Regions from separate parts of the Homo sapiens genome. Here region 1 is linked to region 2. The links are chromatin contacts, found by Hi-C or POLR2A ChIA-PET in ENCODE. All regions are on one chromosome and are shown on one strand. Each heading gives the region's core, a stretch centred on a gene start or an enhancer-like site at or near the end of the contact. The rest is flanking DNA. Distances are from core to core; before and after follow the strand shown. Region 1 has its middle 19 kb from the start of ERICH3. Region 2 overlaps ERICH3 (glutamate rich 3).

What was found. A loop is a pair of places that touch in the nucleus more often than their neighbours do. ChIA-PET counts read pairs that join two places held with the same protein, here RNA polymerase II (POLR2A). Pooled maps may share reads with other maps.
Region 1: a map of PC-3 shows a loop between it and region 2 (6-fold over the local background). The contact joins two enhancer-like sites. A Hi-C loop is called at or near these places in 3 of 168 maps with a recorded cell type or tissue (MCF 10A, PC-3 and PC-9), 13 of 37 single-sample maps with no recorded cell type and 8 of 50 pooled maps. POLR2A ChIA-PET finds 5 or more read pairs at or near these places in 3 of 52 experiments (activated B cell and activated T-cell).

Annotation. Positions count from the first base shown.
Region 1 is chr1:74,691,507-74,694,995 of GRCh38, forward strand. No RefSeq gene overlaps it. Among named protein-coding and RNA genes, the nearest start is that of ERICH3, 19 kb to the left of the region's middle. Within about 2 kb of position 2,150, at least 2 of the 41 ENCODE cell types and tissues checked have a DNase peak (open chromatin) inside an H3K27ac peak, as active enhancers do; they include PC-3 and PC-9, where a contact is called at or near this core.
Region 2 is chr1:74,651,059-74,654,509 of GRCh38, forward strand. All of the region lies in intron 1 of ERICH3 (glutamate rich 3), which reads right to left. Among named protein-coding and RNA genes, the nearest start is that of ERICH3, 21 kb to the right of the region's middle. Within about 2 kb of position 1,718, at least 4 of the 41 ENCODE cell types and tissues checked have a DNase peak (open chromatin) inside an H3K27ac peak, as active enhancers do; they include PC-3 and PC-9, where a contact is called at or near this core.

The DNA of each region.
Region 1 (3,489 bases), core at 900-3,399, 41 kb after region 2:
TGTGTGTATGTGTGTGCACATGTGTATGAGTGTGTGTATACATCTGTTTTAACCCATGAAGTGCGAGGAAGTATTCTAGAAACAAACAATGAAAATTTTCTTATGTATTAGACATATTTTACCTGTGACAGCTGAATAGTGAGAACAGAGTATTTAATTATAATACCACTTAGTCAAGTATGTTAAAATATAATTTACAGAAACAAAGAAAAAAATAAATAAAAATAAAGAAGAAACTTGAATTAACCAAAGTTATAATATAATAATTATAAATATTACATATATATTCACTTGTATGGGTACTATGTACAAAGACATATATATTTTAAAATCATTTCACTCAATACATTACATGGTTCCACAGGAATAATTATTACAGTGTTCTTTTAAAAAACAAAGTGTGTGTTGAATATATTAAAAAGAGGTACAAAGGAATAAAAATTCAAACATAGAGTGAATTAATGTTGCCAGCTAATGTAATTAGAACTATCACCTGGGAAAACATATCCTACAATAAGCAAGGAAGCTGAATTATTTCTATCTACAAAAATATTTGATCAGAAAATAAAAATTATGTTTATTATAAAGTCTATTTTTTAATCATCTGCTTAAAATCTGCAACATGTATTTCAGAGGCTAATTTAAATGCCATCTGGTGGCATTTATTCATATTTTGGAATTTTATATCAATCTGAATAAATTTTAAGAATTGAAAAAATAAAATGATAAAAATAAAATTTCTTATAAGAACCAGATTTGGCTACGTAATATTGATTTCTTCATTGGAATGATTACCACATCCTGATCTACAAAATAATGAGCTTCCATGAGGGTCATGTAAATAAGCAGTATTGCCAATGTACAAGTGTCCTATATCAAACCTGCAAGGGGTAATTGTCTATAATTCAGCCTCCTACAAGTTTGGACATGCTTTACATGTAGCCAAGTGGATGAAAATATGAGATAAACTAGTTTATCTTGTGATGTTAAAAAATGAAAGAAAACTATTTTAAGTATATTTGAATTTTTCAATGTAGGTAATCATCATTGGAAAGATGGTTTAAAATTAAACTTTATTTCATATAGCCATACAAATTTCACTATTGGTTTTACAGAAATGTTTACTCCGTTTTGAATAAGACCACACAGGTATATCTCCTTAAGAATTACAGATACAATGTGTTATATTACAAGATACATAAACTGTTGAATGAATGAATTAATGTCATCAGCTTAATGACTGAGTTGGGCTAGATTATGATATTTCTTTCAAACACAAGATTACACCAAAGCCCCATCATCTTTCACTGGATTATTGCAGTGGCCTCTAAGTGGTCTTCCATTGTCTGTTCCCTACACAGCAGCCAGAGTGGTCTTGTTAAAACCCAGCTTAGATTGTGTATTTCCTGAATACCCTCCTATGACTGCCAGTGATGAATAGTGAGTGGTTTGAGTGGATTGCCACTTACTGGGTCTCAGCATCTACTGGAGCATCTTAGCCTGCCACCCTGTATAGCGAATGCTAGAATGCCAAAGTTTCTTTTAAAGTTTTTAAAAATTGTTATATATTTAAGAGACACAAGTGCAGATTTCTTTTTTTTTTTTTTTTGAGATGGAGTCTCACTCTCTCGCCTAGGCTGGAGTGCAGTGGCGCGATCTCGGCTCACTGCAAGCTCCGCCTCCTGGGTTCACGCCATTCTCCCGCCTCAGCCTCCCGAGTAGCTGGGACTACAGGTGCCCACCACCATGCCCGGCTAATTTTTTATGTTTTTAGTAGAGACGGGGTTTCACCGTCTTAGCCAGGATGGTCTCGATCTCCTGACCTTGTGTTCCGCCCGCCTCGGCCTCCCAAAGCAGATTTCTTATACTTGTTATTCCTTCTGCCTGGAAAGCTCTGTATCCGGATATCTGTCCACAGGACTGACTTCCTCATTTCCTTTAGGTCTCCTGTTCAAATATCATCTTTCCTGACTATGCTGCATAAAAATAGCAACTGCTCCTGATATTCTCTTGACCCCTTGCTCTATTTCATGTTTCTTTGTAGCTCTTCTCGTCGCTGGACAGTGTACTTGCCTGTCTATCTGCTTATTGTCAGTCTTTCTCCATTGAAATGCAAATTCCATGAAACCAGAGTATTTGTCACTGAAGTATAACCTACCTGCAGAACAATGTCTGGCTCAGAGTAAGGGTTTAACAAATACTTGTTAAATGAGTAATATTTACTTGAAACATTTATGGAAGATTTAGTCAGATGGAAAAGCAAAAGGTTTTTACAACTTGTCAACCACTTACTATGAGGAAAGTACTATTTTCTATCTTATGTGAGGCAAAAGATCACAGACCCATTCCTGAATAAATGAACAGAACAGTGGGAGTCAAATGTCAATAAATAATTGTAATCCATTAATTCATTCAATCTTTATTTATTGAACATTAAGTAGAAGGCGGCTAGATTTTTCAAATCTTTTCTATGTGCCAGGCATCAGGCAAAAACATAATAAGGTTTGTTTAATATATCTTTCATAACAATCAAATAAGTAACTATTATCCCTGATTTACAACCAAAAAAACCTGAGGCTTTCCAAGGATATCCTGCTAGAGTCCAAGGTTGCCACACTACTGAAAAATAAAGACTATACCCTAGTTCTGTCTCATCCTATATTGTTACGGTACTGAAAGGAACACAGAGAAAAGCCACCTGATCATTAGTGAGGTCAGAAAAGCCTTCTAAGTAAAAGTAACACCTACGGTAAACCTTCAAAAGTAATATACTGAAATTAGGCAAAGAAAGGAGAGAGAGTAAGGCATCCTGGCCTGAAGAAATAACATCTGTGAATTATTGTGATATTGTAATTTCCATGAAGAGAGAAACACAGGTCTTAGTGCCTTTGTCTTTAATAATAAAGTAGATTGAAATTTAACTGTCTGAATTTGTTACTAAAATATAAATATACACCCCTCTAGAAACAATGACAGAATGAGTTAATATGTGATATAACTCAATCAGGCAATGCAAATAATCAGCATGAAGGAATTACCTATAAGCACAAGACTGACGAACATCTAGTATTCCAGATTTTAACAAAAGAGATATGATTGCCTATAAACAACTTTTCCCATTTGTAGTATATAATTAAATAACTTATGTGGCAATTAAATTACATGCCAATTAAACAGAATTGCAAGTGCTAACATAACAAGTTAAAACAAGTGGAAGTTATTACTGAAACACATCAATTGCTTTTTTCTACTAAGTTGAATTGACATTTAAAAAATTAACACTGACCTATGTTATGCACTTTCAGTATTTAGAATGTGAGTTAGGCTGTTAAAAGTTTTAAAGGTAAAAAATTGAAAAAGGGTAAAAGAAGTAGATTCTTGTTTCACCTAAATAAAATAATAAACAAAAATAATTTTTAATAGATTGGTTTTACTTATTTTTTAATTCCTTTTTTTCTCTGAATAATCAAAAATAAGCTTTACTTTGAA
Region 2 (3,451 bases), core at 468-2,967:
TCTATACATTTTATGAACCACTAATCCTTAATTTATTCAAAGATCAGAGCAGGGACTCATATTATAGAGTCAAGTAAATATCATTAGCAACAATTTTATTTAACAGTTTGTACTCCTTAATTACATGGAGATGATATAAGTGACTCCTTCATGCCTCTTTTCTCCTTAACAGCCCATCGCAGGAAAGTTCCATGCTGCCAAACAGTAAGAAAAGTTTAATTTCATCCTCAAAAGAGACTGAAAAGCAGTTACAAAGCTTAGAAACCAAGGTGCCACATGAGGGTTGCAGACATATGAACAACTGCAAAAGCCATTATTTCCCTAGGTTTATGTAAAAAGACAACCCAAGAGCTTCAGTAAGGCACATAGAAAACCAGCTCCGGATAATGCTTTGAAACCATCTTTTAAATGAACTGCCTTGGTGTCCTATAGTTCATCAAAGGTTTCCTGTCTCCAAAAGGTCAACATTGTATACCTTACCCTTTCTAAATCTCAGAATATCTTTTCAGCTCCTCATTTCAGAAAGGTGAGCAGGTGTCTCTCAGTCCTAACAATCATGATTCCACAGTTCACAGATTCTTAAGATAAATCATTAGAGTGATATCATATATAGTCTTTTGTCTGTTTTTCAGGCTCAAGTTTTTTCTTAAAAAAATCAATAATTTTGGAATAGCTGGGAGTGCTAAAACCCGATTAAATGAAGTGGGGGTCAAAAAGTTGGGATCACATAAACCTCAACTTCCCTATTGACTGATAAATTATCCCCTTCCTTAATTCAGGCTCTGTAACTTCTTTAATATTTAGATCCTAATAACAATTGCTTAGCCAGCTTTGGTAGCACCTGATTTTAATTCTGCTCTCTCGGGCTTCTACTAACAAATGTGTGCACGATGCCTGTCCAGGCTTACAAATCGTCAAGCAGGTCCAGTTGGGTTGAAACCTTTTTACACATCATCTTTTCCTATTTAGGAATAAATGTGGGTTCTTGCTTGGGATACCACTTGTAAGCAACTCCTTCCACAACTATCACCATATGACTAGCTTGGTAGGACAGCTGAATAATAACCGGCTCAGTTATTTCATTTTTAGACAATGCTGGAATTTTTTTAACTGAAACTTTACATTACTAAATTGTTTGATATCAAGAAATTGCTCTAAAGTAAATTATATACAGATTTGGTAAAATGGTCAATTCAAGCATTTCCACTGCATGCATATACATGTGACCATCTTTCTGACCATCAAGACTCCTTTCCAGGGAGATGGTCAAATGCTGCGTGGGCCAGTGTCAGCTACACTGTGGTCTGGCTGATCCTCTCTGTTCTGGTCCTTTTCACCTGTACTTGATATGCGCTTGTAGCCCATTTTCACATTTACCCAGTTACAAGAGCTCACTGACCAACACAAACTCAGGTTAGCAGAGCTTTTCTGAAATTCCACCCTTTTCCTCTGCGTTCAGTGCTACTTACTCCCTTCACTTTTCTTTTCTTTTTTTTTTTTCTTTCTTGCTCATGGCATAACCCTGGGCTGACTAAGGTCACCTTGCTCTGGGCTTGGTGATTGTGTTGCAGCTTGTATGTTACACTCTGCATCCAGTGTCAACACTAGACTTCCTGGTCGTGCTGCTTCAGGCCTGTGATCCTCCACTGCACCCTTTTCATCGATTCCGTTGGTCACAGCAAGCACCAGGGCATTGTGACCATATTACTCGCAGGCTATGTTGTCATGCCAAGACCCACAAGTCACTGGCCAGACCAGTCTAACACGTTTGTTTCTTTATGTGATGAACAAGACTATCTACCCATCCCCTGGTCACTAGGTGGGGGAAAAACCCACTTCCTGGCTCAATGCACTGGGGAAAACAGTCTCCGAGGAAACAGAGCAACCTTGTCTCCATGCTGGTTCCTGTTTCCCTCACTTCAGTGCACACACCACATCCTTCAGGGCCTGAAGTTTAGAGGAGCCAAAGCTGAGTCACCGGGGTGCTACCTTCCCAGCTGCGGCCTTTCAGCACTTAACCCTCTAACCCTGCCTCCCACCATGTAATATATAAATGTGGCTCTGTAGTAAAGTCAGTGATTCATAACAATCCCTTCTCCTGATCCCAAAGAGAGATAGTCTACCATATAAAAATCCCAGCTAAAAGGAAAGGCACTATAATAGTTTTTTTAAATCACAAAAGCTTATTGTTTAATGACTAATTTTAGGTTATTCTGTAAGGCATTAGGGACACAGAGATGGCACAGACACTGCACTCATGGAGCTCCCAATCTAGTGGGGAGATGCACACACTAGATACACACTGTGTGTGCACGTGTGTGTGTGTCTGTGTCTGGGTATGTATGTGAGAGAGAGAGAGAACGAGAGAGAGAGAGAGAGAGGAGAAAGAGAGAGAGAGGAGAAAGAGAGAGAGAGAGTTCTTCCCGTATCATAAGCTAATTAATTACCAAGTATCTCCATGTCAGGCACTGAATCCTGAGCTGGGGAAGGAGTGTAATATCCATATTCCATTTTGCAGATTACAAAGCACTCTCACATACATAGTCTCATCTAGTTGTTTTAGACCCATGTAATATGAACAATATCTAACTATTACAGCTCTTTTATCTTACTAAAGTGGAAAAGCTCCAAAACAAGATTATTGCTTAATGTGAGTCAGTTTTAGGAAAACCTAAGGCAATATTTCTTTATGGATCACATTGATAATGTTATTTCTTCTGGCCTGAAGCACCCTGTAACTCTACCCTCATCTCTCCCTGTACTACCCATCCCCACACTGTCTACATTACCTTTGGGGATGAAAAGAGATAGAGAAATGCCAACTCTAGCTTCAGTTCAATTCTGGCTCCACCATTACTGGCTCCATAACTGTGAACAAGTGACCCTCTGCCTCAATTTTTCTGCCTTTCAAAAACACTAGTATACGAACACAGTTCAGCCAATTCTTTGTCAATTTATTATAAGATTGCCTTTTCTCCCATTTCAAATAACATGTTCCTCATTTCCATTTGAAACCTCATTAAAATGACCTTTACCATCTGTATTTCCACCAATATTCTGTTTATTATTGTTTATGTAGTCTCTAAGAAGATGGAGGTTTTCTCTCGTTTCTGAGTCCTCACAAGAATCACCTTTAAAAATTGCCTCATGGCAATCTAGGCTTTTTCTAGCATGCACCTCAGAGCTCTTCCAGCCTCCACCTATTATTTAGTTCCAAAGCCACTTCCACATTTTTAGATATGTATATCCTACTGTTAGTACCAACAGTATATATGTATATCCTACTGTAGGATATGTGTATATATATATATGTATGTATATATGTATATCCTACAGTAGGATATGTATATCCTACTGTTTCTCTTAGTTTCTTTGGGGCTGCTCTAACAGAATACCATAGCCTAGGTAGCTTAAACAAACACTATTTTTGGAGGCTGGAAGTCTAAGATCA